Regions from separate parts of the Homo sapiens genome. Here region 1 is linked to region 2. The links are chromatin contacts, found by Hi-C or POLR2A ChIA-PET in ENCODE. All regions are on one chromosome and are shown on one strand. The core of a region is the stretch at or near the end of the contact, and the rest is flanking DNA. Distances in the headings are between cores, read along the strand shown.

The links. A loop is a pair of places that touch in the nucleus more often than their neighbours do. ChIA-PET counts read pairs that join two places held with the same protein, here RNA polymerase II (POLR2A). Pooled maps may share reads with other maps.
Region 1: a loop to region 2 is called in a map of ascending aorta, with 4 times the contacts of the local background. The contact joins two enhancer-like sites. A Hi-C loop is called at or near these places in 6 of 168 maps with a recorded cell type or tissue (CD8-positive, alpha-beta T cell, ascending aorta, chondrocyte and 2 more), 8 of 37 single-sample maps with no recorded cell type and 12 of 50 pooled maps. POLR2A ChIA-PET finds 5 or more read pairs at or near these places in 3 of 52 experiments (A549, GM12878 and H1).

Annotation. Positions count from the first base shown.
Region 1 is chr10:12,446,098-12,450,873 of GRCh38, reverse strand. All of the region lies in intron 1 of CAMK1D (calcium/calmodulin dependent protein kinase ID), which reads right to left. Among named protein-coding and RNA genes, the nearest start is that of CAMK1D, 99 kb to the right of the region's middle. RefSeq lists an enhancer at 1,269-2,468. Within about 2 kb of position 2,018, at least 14 of the 41 ENCODE cell types and tissues checked have a DNase peak (open chromatin) inside an H3K27ac peak, as active enhancers do; they include ascending aorta, where a contact is called at or near this core.
Region 2 is chr10:12,483,395-12,488,115 of GRCh38, reverse strand. All of the region lies in intron 1 of CAMK1D (calcium/calmodulin dependent protein kinase ID), which reads right to left. Among named protein-coding and RNA genes, the nearest start is that of MIR4480, 93 kb to the left of the region's middle. RefSeq lists enhancers at 2,698-2,957, 3,008-3,057. Within about 2 kb of position 2,700, at least 16 of the 41 ENCODE cell types and tissues checked have a DNase peak (open chromatin) inside an H3K27ac peak, as active enhancers do; they include ascending aorta, where a contact is called at or near this core.

The DNA of each region.
Region 1 (4,776 bases), core at 769-3,268, 37 kb after region 2:
CATGAGTTTTTCATCCTTCTTTTATTCTGGAACAATGGGAGTTTCCTTAGACAGGTAACCCAATAGACCCAGCATTTAGCCTCCTTGAAGAAAACACCAGAGTCTCAAATAACAAAACAAAACTAAATGCAAAGGGCTGTCCAAGTCCTCACTGTAACTCGAAATGGCATTGGGAACATTTATGGAGACTAGAAAATACAAGACCTCAAACCTGCTGGGTCTCAGACCAGGACACAGCCTCCTTCTCTCTGGCCAGTACACAAGTCATCAAACCACTGTCCATGTGTGAGCTGCCCAATCTACAAGCCAAGCCCAGCTGGAGACACCACTAACCCATCCCTATTTATTCTCTTAACCAAATAACTTCCAGATTTCCATTTCACCTGGCTAGAGAGCCACGTTTATGTCTCTAAAGCTTCGATCCTTCTTTAAGAACAAGAAATTAACAAAATCACAACGGCTCTTCCTAATGGTATTAAACATAAAACTTTCACGCTTATATAAACCTGAGAGCTCATGGAGTTAGTTCCACCTCCTCATTCCCCACACGAAGAGACTGTGGAGCTGTAAACTCAGTATATAACCCAAATGTAACTGGGGAAACTGGAATACAAACTGGATATTAAGAAATTAGTATTAATTGTATTAGTTGTGATAATGCTATTTTAATTACATAGGGAAACTTCCTTCTTCCTTCCTTCCTTCTTTCCCTTTTTCCTTCCCTCCTTCCTTCTTTCTCTCTCTCCCCACCCTCCCTCCCTTCCTTCCTTCTTTCCTTCCTTGGGTGAAGGAACAGAGATTGACACTACTGTTAGTATGGGTGTAACATCAAGATGTCTCCAATTTACTTTTTTTATATACGTGTGTATTTTTTTTGAGATGGAGTCTCGCTCTGTCGCCCAGGCTGGAGTACAGTGGTGTAATCTCGGCTCACTGCAACCTCTGCCTCCCAAGTCAAGCGATTCTCCCACCTCAGCCTCCCAGTTAGCTGGGATTACAGGCGCCTGCCACCATGCCCAGATAATTTCTATATTTTTAGTAGAGGTGGGGTTTCGCCATGTTGGCCAGGCTAATCTCAAATTCCTAACCTCCAGTGATCCACCCACCTAGGCCTCCCAAATGATTATAGGCGTGGGCCACCACGCCCGGCCAACATGTGTCTTTTTTTAAGCTTTACTGAGGTATGACTGACAAATAAAAATGGTATATATTTAGGTATACAACATGATGTTTTGATATATGTATACATCGTAACATGATGTTTTGATATATGTATACATCGTAACATGATGTTTTGATATATGTATACATCATAAAATGATCACCATGATCAAGCTAACATACCTATCAACTGCCATCATCACCCCTTGTGTGCGTGTGATGATGGCACTTGAGATCTACTCTCTTAGCAAATATCTTCACTTTTTTTTTTTTTAAACAGCTGGCCTGACCTAGGGTATACACAGCTGGTTAGTGGACGAGCTGGTTAACAGCAAGCGTGGTTCCTGCCAAGGCTGTTTTCAACATGCTATACTCTCAACACGGGAGCAGCTACACAAGACGACGGGGCCCTTCACACAGCCACACGGACCCTGCCCACTCAGCTTGGGGAGGTTCTACGTGCTCCCAATGAGGATGGCAGACAAGCCACACTTCAATGAGAGTAACTTGCTAGGTTGGCCTCTTTATCTGATTTTAATGGCCAAATACTCATGTAACATCGGCCCAGGTAACATTTGTTCTGAGTTTCAAAGACCACATCAGTGCACCAAGGAACTGGAATCTTTCATAACATAGTAACATGACGTAATAGAATCTGGATAGAATCATACAATAACAATCACAAACCGCTTGCTGTGTACCAGGAACTATTCTAAGTGTTTACAAGAATGATCTCAGTAAATCACAACATCCGATGAGATTATTATCTCCATCACATTGATGAAGTAACCAGGGCACAGAGAAGTTAAGAAAACCACCAAAACCACGGAGCCCTACACGACAGTCAGCGTTTTGGATGACTCAGCCGTACGTGCCCCTGTGATCACACTCCATTTCCGGATAGTCACATTTCATGTTTTTCACCGGGAGGAATGGTCCGGGGATAATTTCTTCTCATTCCTTTCTTTAAAAATAGTACAAAAGGATAAAAACAAAAAGTAAAAGAGAAAAATAAAATCTGCCACAGAGGCTAAAACAACATATCTGATGTCGAAAAAATGTTTTTCACTTTGTTTTTCTCAACAAAAATTCAAATCACTCAAGTACTGCTTGACTCTTCTCCAAACAAACCTAGGCAAGAAGTCCGTAGTATCTCTAAACAAACCCAGGCAAGAATCCACACGGCTCTACAGTTTCTCCTCCAGAGAACTCTGTGGGCCAGGCATGGTGGCCCATACCTGTAATCTCAGCAACTTTGGGAGGCTGAGGCAGGAGGATCACTTGAGGCCAGGAGTTCAAGATCAGCCTGGGCAATATAGAGAAACAAAAAAAAAATAAAAATTAAAATAAGCAAAAATAAAAATACAAAAAGTAAAAATAAGTAAAAAATCCAGGCATCGTGGCTCACGCTTGTAATCCCAACACTTTGGGAGGCCAAGGCAGGAGGATCACTTGAGGCCAGGAGTTCAAGATCAGCCTGGGCAATATAGAGAAACAAAAAAATAAATAAATAAAAATAAGTAAAAATAAAAATACAAAAAGTAAAAGTAAGTAAAAAAGTCCAGGAGTCGTGGCTCATGCCTGTAATCCCAACACTTTGGGAGGCCAAGGCAGGAGGATCACTTAAGGTCAGGAGTTCGAGACTAGCCTGACCAACATGGTGAAACCCTGTCTCTACTAAAAACAGAAAAAAATTAGCCAGGTGTAGTGGCACACACCTGTAATCCCAAATACTTGGGAGGCTGAGGCAGGACAATCACTTGAATCCAAAGGCAGAGGTTTCAGTGAGCCGAGATTGTGCCATTGCACCCTAGCCTGGGCAACAAGAGCGAAACTCCATCTCAAAAAATAATAATAATAAAAATAAGTAAAAAAAATAAATCAGCCAAGCATGGTGATACATACCTGTAGTCCTCGTTACTCAGGAGGCTGAGGCAGGAGGATCACTTGAGTCCAAGAGTTCAAGACTACAGTGAACTACAAAATTAACTTAAAATCAATATTTTTTTTTGAAATAGGATCTCACTCTATCACCAAGGCTGGAATGCTGTGGCACAATCTTGGCTTACTTCAGTCCCAACCTCTCAGGCTCAGGCAATCCTCCCACCTCACTCTTTTGAGTAGTTGGGACCCCAGGTGCACACAACTACACTCAGCTAATTTCTTAATTTTTTGGAGAGACGGGGTCTTGCTATGTAGCCCAGGCTGTTCTCAAACTCTTGGCCTCAAGCAATCTTTCTGTCTCAGCTTCCCAAAGTGTTGGGATTACAGGCATGAGCCACCACACCTAGCCCTAAAAATTTAAACATTTTAAAAAAGGAAAAAACTATCTGAAGGCTGCCCAGTGGCCAGCAGAGGCCTCTCATCATGATATATCAGAAAGTTACCAGTTATTCCCTTTAAGGACTCTAGGTGAGTTTCTGCAGAAAGAGTGACATGGGAAATAAATTGTTGTTGGCCTTCCAATACCTTTGCTAACTTCTCCAGTATTGATAATGACTTCGAACAAATCTTTATAATTTAATTACCTCTTGAAAGTGGTGCCTTCTGAAGCTAACACGAGATACAGACCATTCTGCAGAAGAATATACTCAGTAAAAAAAGACAGAGAGAGAGAGACACAGTGGAAAAAACTTAGACCCAAACACTGAGTTTCGAACATCCCAGAAAAGGAGACGTTGTCTTAAACAACCCATCCTAGACATGGCAAAATGTCTTAGGATGAATTGGGGAAGCTGCCAGTTGGGACACTCCCTAGTTCTATTCCAAAATCCCTTCCCTACATTTAGCCCAATTTAAGGTATCTCATGTAATTCTCAGAAAAGATCAAAGAATTCTCAAAGGAAGTCAACATCCAACTAAGATACAGCACACAGTATCTGACAGCAGGGAAGGAAGGGTAGACTCAAACCAGAACAACAAGGACAAAGAGTTCTAACTCCAAAGGGCTTGGGAATCACCGGCATAGAGCTTGCTGTAAAGTCTCCAACTGCAAAAAGAGAAAGGATTTATATCATGGCTACTATCCAGACTTTAGAAACATCTGAGCTTCCTCAAATACTAGTGTCAGAGGCACTGGAACCAGATCAACTCCATCTTGAGTAGGGACTGGGTAAAATGAGGCTGAGACCTACTGGGCTGCATTCCCAGGCAGTTAAGGCATGCTAAGTCACAGGATGAGACAGGAGGTCGGCACAAGATACAGGTCATAAAGACCTTGTTGATAAAACAGGCTGCGGTAAAGAAGCGGCCAAATCCCACCAAAACCAAGATGGCGACGAGAGTGACCTCTTGTTGTCCTCGCTGCTACACTCCTGTCAGCACCATGACAGTTTACAAATGCCAAGGCCACATCAGGAAGTTACCCTACATGGTCTAAAAAGGGGAGGCATGAATAATTCACCCCTTGTTTAGCATATCATCAAGAAATAACCATAAAAGTGGGAAACCAGCAGCCCTCGGGGCTGCTCTGTCTATGGATTAGCCATTCTTGATTCCTTTACTTTCTTAATAAACTTGCTTGCACTTTACTCTGTGGACTTGCCCTGAATTCTCTCTTGCACGAGACCCAAGAACCATCTCTTGGGGCCTGGATCATGACCCCTTTTCTGTAAC
Region 2 (4,721 bases), core at 1,451-3,950:
TGTTAGCAGTCTCTTCTACTTAGAGTGAATGGGGTTGGGAGAATTAGAGGGAATGATGGCTGTGAAGGGAGTGGAGCTTGGAAAAGAGGTTTCCTGGCACTTTAGGAAATACCCTCGTATTTCCCAGGCTTGTGTTCATCAAGTGAAGTTGCTCTGTTGAGATCCTGAAATGCCAAGCTTATTTCAACATGGCTGGAGGAGCCATGAACCCATGTCTATTTAACAAGCATGTATTAAATAGGTATTTTTATGCTATAGGTAATTTGTTGTCCCAAATCCACACTTCCCATTTCAGCTAATATTGACATTTGCTGAATACTCCTCAGGGTCTACAGAGAACCAACATTCTGCTGTTAGAACAGACAGAAAAATCACAGTCCCAGTGACTCCTCAGAACAGACTGCATCTTTCTGAGGACAAAAGCCCCTTGTAGGATCCACAAGAAGTGATTCCAGTTACGTGACACCTTTCTTCTGGGATCTGTGGCATTGCAATGATGAGCTGAGCTCGCTGCAGGCATTGATTTGAAAAGGATTCAAGGATGACTTTGGAGTCAACCCAATAAAATCAAACTCAAATCAACAAAAGTACAAATCAACTCAGGCTGTCTCTGCCACAGGCCAACTCCCAGGTCCATGTTAGCTGTTAGAGGACAGTCCATGAAATAAGTCATCAAATTATAAGCCTTGTGAATTGATCAATAAGGTCACTCAATTTTATGAATTAGAGGCTGGAAGAAGTGTGGGGTAGTTCATTTGAAATAATCCATGTATTCCTGGAAGAGTTCACATAAATCAAAATTTTCCATATAAAAGAGGAAACCCGATAAAGAGACCTTGAGGAGAAGCCTATTTTAATGAAAAAATTTAGCTCCTAAAATGATGAGAACATATGAACATAATGCGAGGGACAGCTGACACCGGGGCCTCCTTCAGGGTGGAGGATGGGAGGAGGAAGGGGATCAGAAGAAATCACTATTGGTTACTAGGCTTAGTAGTTGGGTGATGAAATAATCTGTACAACAAACCCCCATGACATGAGTTTACCTATATCACAAACTTACACATGTACCCCTGAACCTAAAATAAAAGGTGTTTTTTTTCTTTTAATTAGCTCCTAAATTTCTCCTTTTGCCCAGTTTTGTTTTATGTGTGAATTTTTTTATTTTTACATTTTTAGAGACAGGATCTCATTCTGTCACCCACGCTGGGGTGTAGTGGTGCGATCATGGCTCACTGCAGCCTCAAACTCCTGGGCTCAAGTGATCCTCCCTTCTCAGCCTCCCAAGTAGCTGAGACTACAGGCATGAACCACAGTGCCTGGTAATGCATGAAATGTTTTAAAAGTGGGCCCCTCGGGGCTGTAAGCCTCTGGCTCACTGCCTGTAACACAAAGATTAAACTGAGAGAGACCCCAAATTCCACGGCTCTGCTTCATTGCTGCCTTTTTATAAAATCTTGTAACAGAGAAGCTGGCATTTTGGCTGGGCTACAAAGAAGGAGTTTACTCAGCAGATAGTTGTACTAGGGTTCTCCAGAAAAACAGAACTAATAGTGTCTGTACGTGTGTGTGTGTGTGTGTGTGCACGCGCACACATGCACACGTGGGTACATGGTGCATGATTTATCATAAGCAATTATAAGAGACTGACAAGTCCCCGCCAGGTGCAGTGGCTCATGCCTGTAGTCCCAGCACTTTGGGAGACCGAGGCAGGCAGATCACGAGGTCAGGAGATCAAGACCATCCTGGCTAACACAGTGAAACCCCATCTCTACTAAAAATACAAAAAATTAGCCAGGTGTGGTGGTGGGCACCTGTAGTCCCAGCTACTCCAGAGGCTGAGGCAGGAGAATGGCCAGAACCTGGGAGGCGGAGCTTGCAGTGAGCTGGGATCGTGCCACTGTACTCCAGCCTGGGTGACAGAGCGAGACTCTGTCTCAAAAAAAAAAAAAGAGACTGGCAAGTCCCAAGACTCATAGAATTAATAGCATGTGTACGTGTGTGTGTGCACTGCATGGGTGCTTCATTTATTGTACAAAATTATAAGATGCTGGCAAATCCCAAGACCTGTAGCGTACGTCAACAAGCTGGAGACGAGACTCTCTGCTAATCTTGTGGCACTCTGCCGTGGTCCCTGGGAAGGAAACTGCCTTCAAATCAGGCCGTCTGGGTGACATGGTAGCCAGAGCCTGGGATGGACACCAAAGACTCACTCTGGGCTGAATTTGGCTCTGTTAAGCGAACAGCGCTGCTACAAGAGACAGACGCATACTCACAGGGCTATCAGGTCTTAAGCCCTAGTTAATATGCTGGGAAAAAAATAATATGACATCTTGGCATATTTAGCAATTTTCTTCTGAAAGTTCCAACCCTCCCTTATCGGTGACCCTGTTTGAACTCATGACTCCTCGAGAAAACGTTAACATTTCCTGTTTGCAGATAAAGAAGCTGAATTAGAGTTTTGAGCGGTGTGGCAGAGACGCCACAATCTGGTAGTCACAATCGAAGCCCCACCCTCCCTTCCAGGACTCCCAAAGCACCTACAGGCCCAACGAGCAGTGCCTCTGCAGCCTGCAGACCCACCGGCTCCCTGTGACCAGCCCTCCCCTCTCCTCCACCTGGGACAGGCAGGTGGCAGCAGACACATTTGCAGCTGGGGCCACCTCGCCACTGAACCTGGGGCCCAAGCTTCACCACCATTGTGCTGCCTGTTTCTACTCCCTCCCCCACGACAGGGGGCACGAGGAGCTCCACAACCAGAAAGAATCCCCAGGAAGCTCTGACCATCCCAGGAGCCACCACTGGCCACAGTCCTTCTGCTCCCCAGGGACAGCCGAGAGGCAGCCACGTCTCTCTACCCCAGGAGCTCCTCCTCCCCTAGCTCGGTCTCACTCACTCGCTGTAATAATCTGCCTTAGCCATGTTCGCTAAAAATACACTTCGCCTCTCGGTTACACTTACTAATGCATTCTATTTCAGGCCCGTGTGCATTCTTGCTTAGAAATACCCGTATGGGGAGCGGTGAAAACATGCAAGACGTGAAGGCGACTTTCCTTCCCGAAAGCCTCCTCTCTGTCCGGCTGTGCTCAGCACACCAATCTGAAAAGCAAATCTTTCCACACCAGATGGTAATCGGTGACATTACAGAAAAGGCCTGGGGTAGGAGGAGAAGGGAAGAAGCCAGTAAGGGCAGAGATTTCTGCGGGGCACACCATGAGGTACCCCTGCTTCCTGGTCATCACACCTGCCCTCCCATGACACGCCCAGCCCAGCCCCACCCCCTCCCCCCCAGAGTCACTGTGCCCACAGGAGCAGCTGCAGAGTGGCCTCTCCACTGGAGTCACATGCCACATGTTAGAAACCTGGAGAACATCTCAAGAGAGCCACAAGCTAGGCTCTCCTCCACGAGCTGCCCCCTGGAAGACACTTTCCACATCTGAGGCCAGGGGACGTCATCGCTTCCACTGCTGAGTGGTCCCCGTGAATGAGCTCACCCTCCCCGCAGCTATTTCCCTGCCTGGCTTCCACCATCTTGGAAGAACAAGTAAGCTCAGCTGCCAGTGGCTCCCTGACTTGGCTGGTGTTTCCAAGAACTTCTGCTCTCTCCTATAATTAAGGAGGATAATGACAGCTCTCCATCTCCGATCTCTGCCTTCCTGCAGGGAAGGAGGCAGAAGAACGATTGTGTGATCCCTGTTTAAAGTCCTTAATCATGTTTCTTCTTCCTGTTTTAGCCCAGGATCTCCTGTAATTGGCCCTCCTCCCTCCAAACACAGAGTTCACGCGTTTTCCTGTATCTGGAGGTGAAACACGAAGAGAGATGGCGACTTGGTGTTGCCAGCCGCAGAGCAGGCGGGGCCGGAAGCAGGGATTGCAATGCCCGGTGGGAAGCTGAAAGCAGGGAGGAGGCTGAGCCGGAGCTCAGAGCCCAGCTGGTGCATATTTATGTCTTCCTTATTGCAAAGCTCATGGGTGACAGACACTTGGATGCGCGCAGTGAAGCATTTGGAACGCCACCCAAGCCTGCCTTCTACGAGTCCAGGATTGTGGCTGCGGGCACCAACCTCACACCCCCATGAAGTCACCGGGTCACCAGCTATAAAATCAGCTCATTAAGAAAATTAAAACTGGAGGCCAAGCACAGTGGCTCATGCCTTTGGGAGCACTTTGGGAGGCCGAAGTGGGTAAATCACCTGAAGTCAGCAGTTTGAGACCAGCCTGGCCAACATGGCAAAACCTGATCTCTACTAAAAATACAACAATTAGCTGCTCATGGTGGTGCACGCCTGTAATCTCAGCTACTAGGGAGGCAAAGGCAGGAGAATCACTTGAACCTGGGAGGCGGCGGTTGTAGTGAGCCGAGATCACGCCACTGCACTCCAGCCTGGGCAACAGAGTGAGACTCTGTCTCAAAAAGGAAAAAAAAATTAAAATTGGATCTCTTTTTTTAGAGGCCAGGTGTGATGACTCCAGCCTGTAATCCCACTGCTTTGGGAGGCCCAGGCGAGAGGATCACTTGAGGCCAGGAGTTTGAGATGACCCTAAGCAACATAACAAGACCACATCTCTACAAAAAATAAAATTTATAAATAAATTTTTAAAAAATAGAAATTAAAGAAAAATTAAACATGAGACTGCTGTAATCCCAGCACTTTGGGACGCAAAGGCGGGCAGATTGCTTGAGCCCAGGAGGTCAAGAACAGCCTGGGCAACACAGCAAG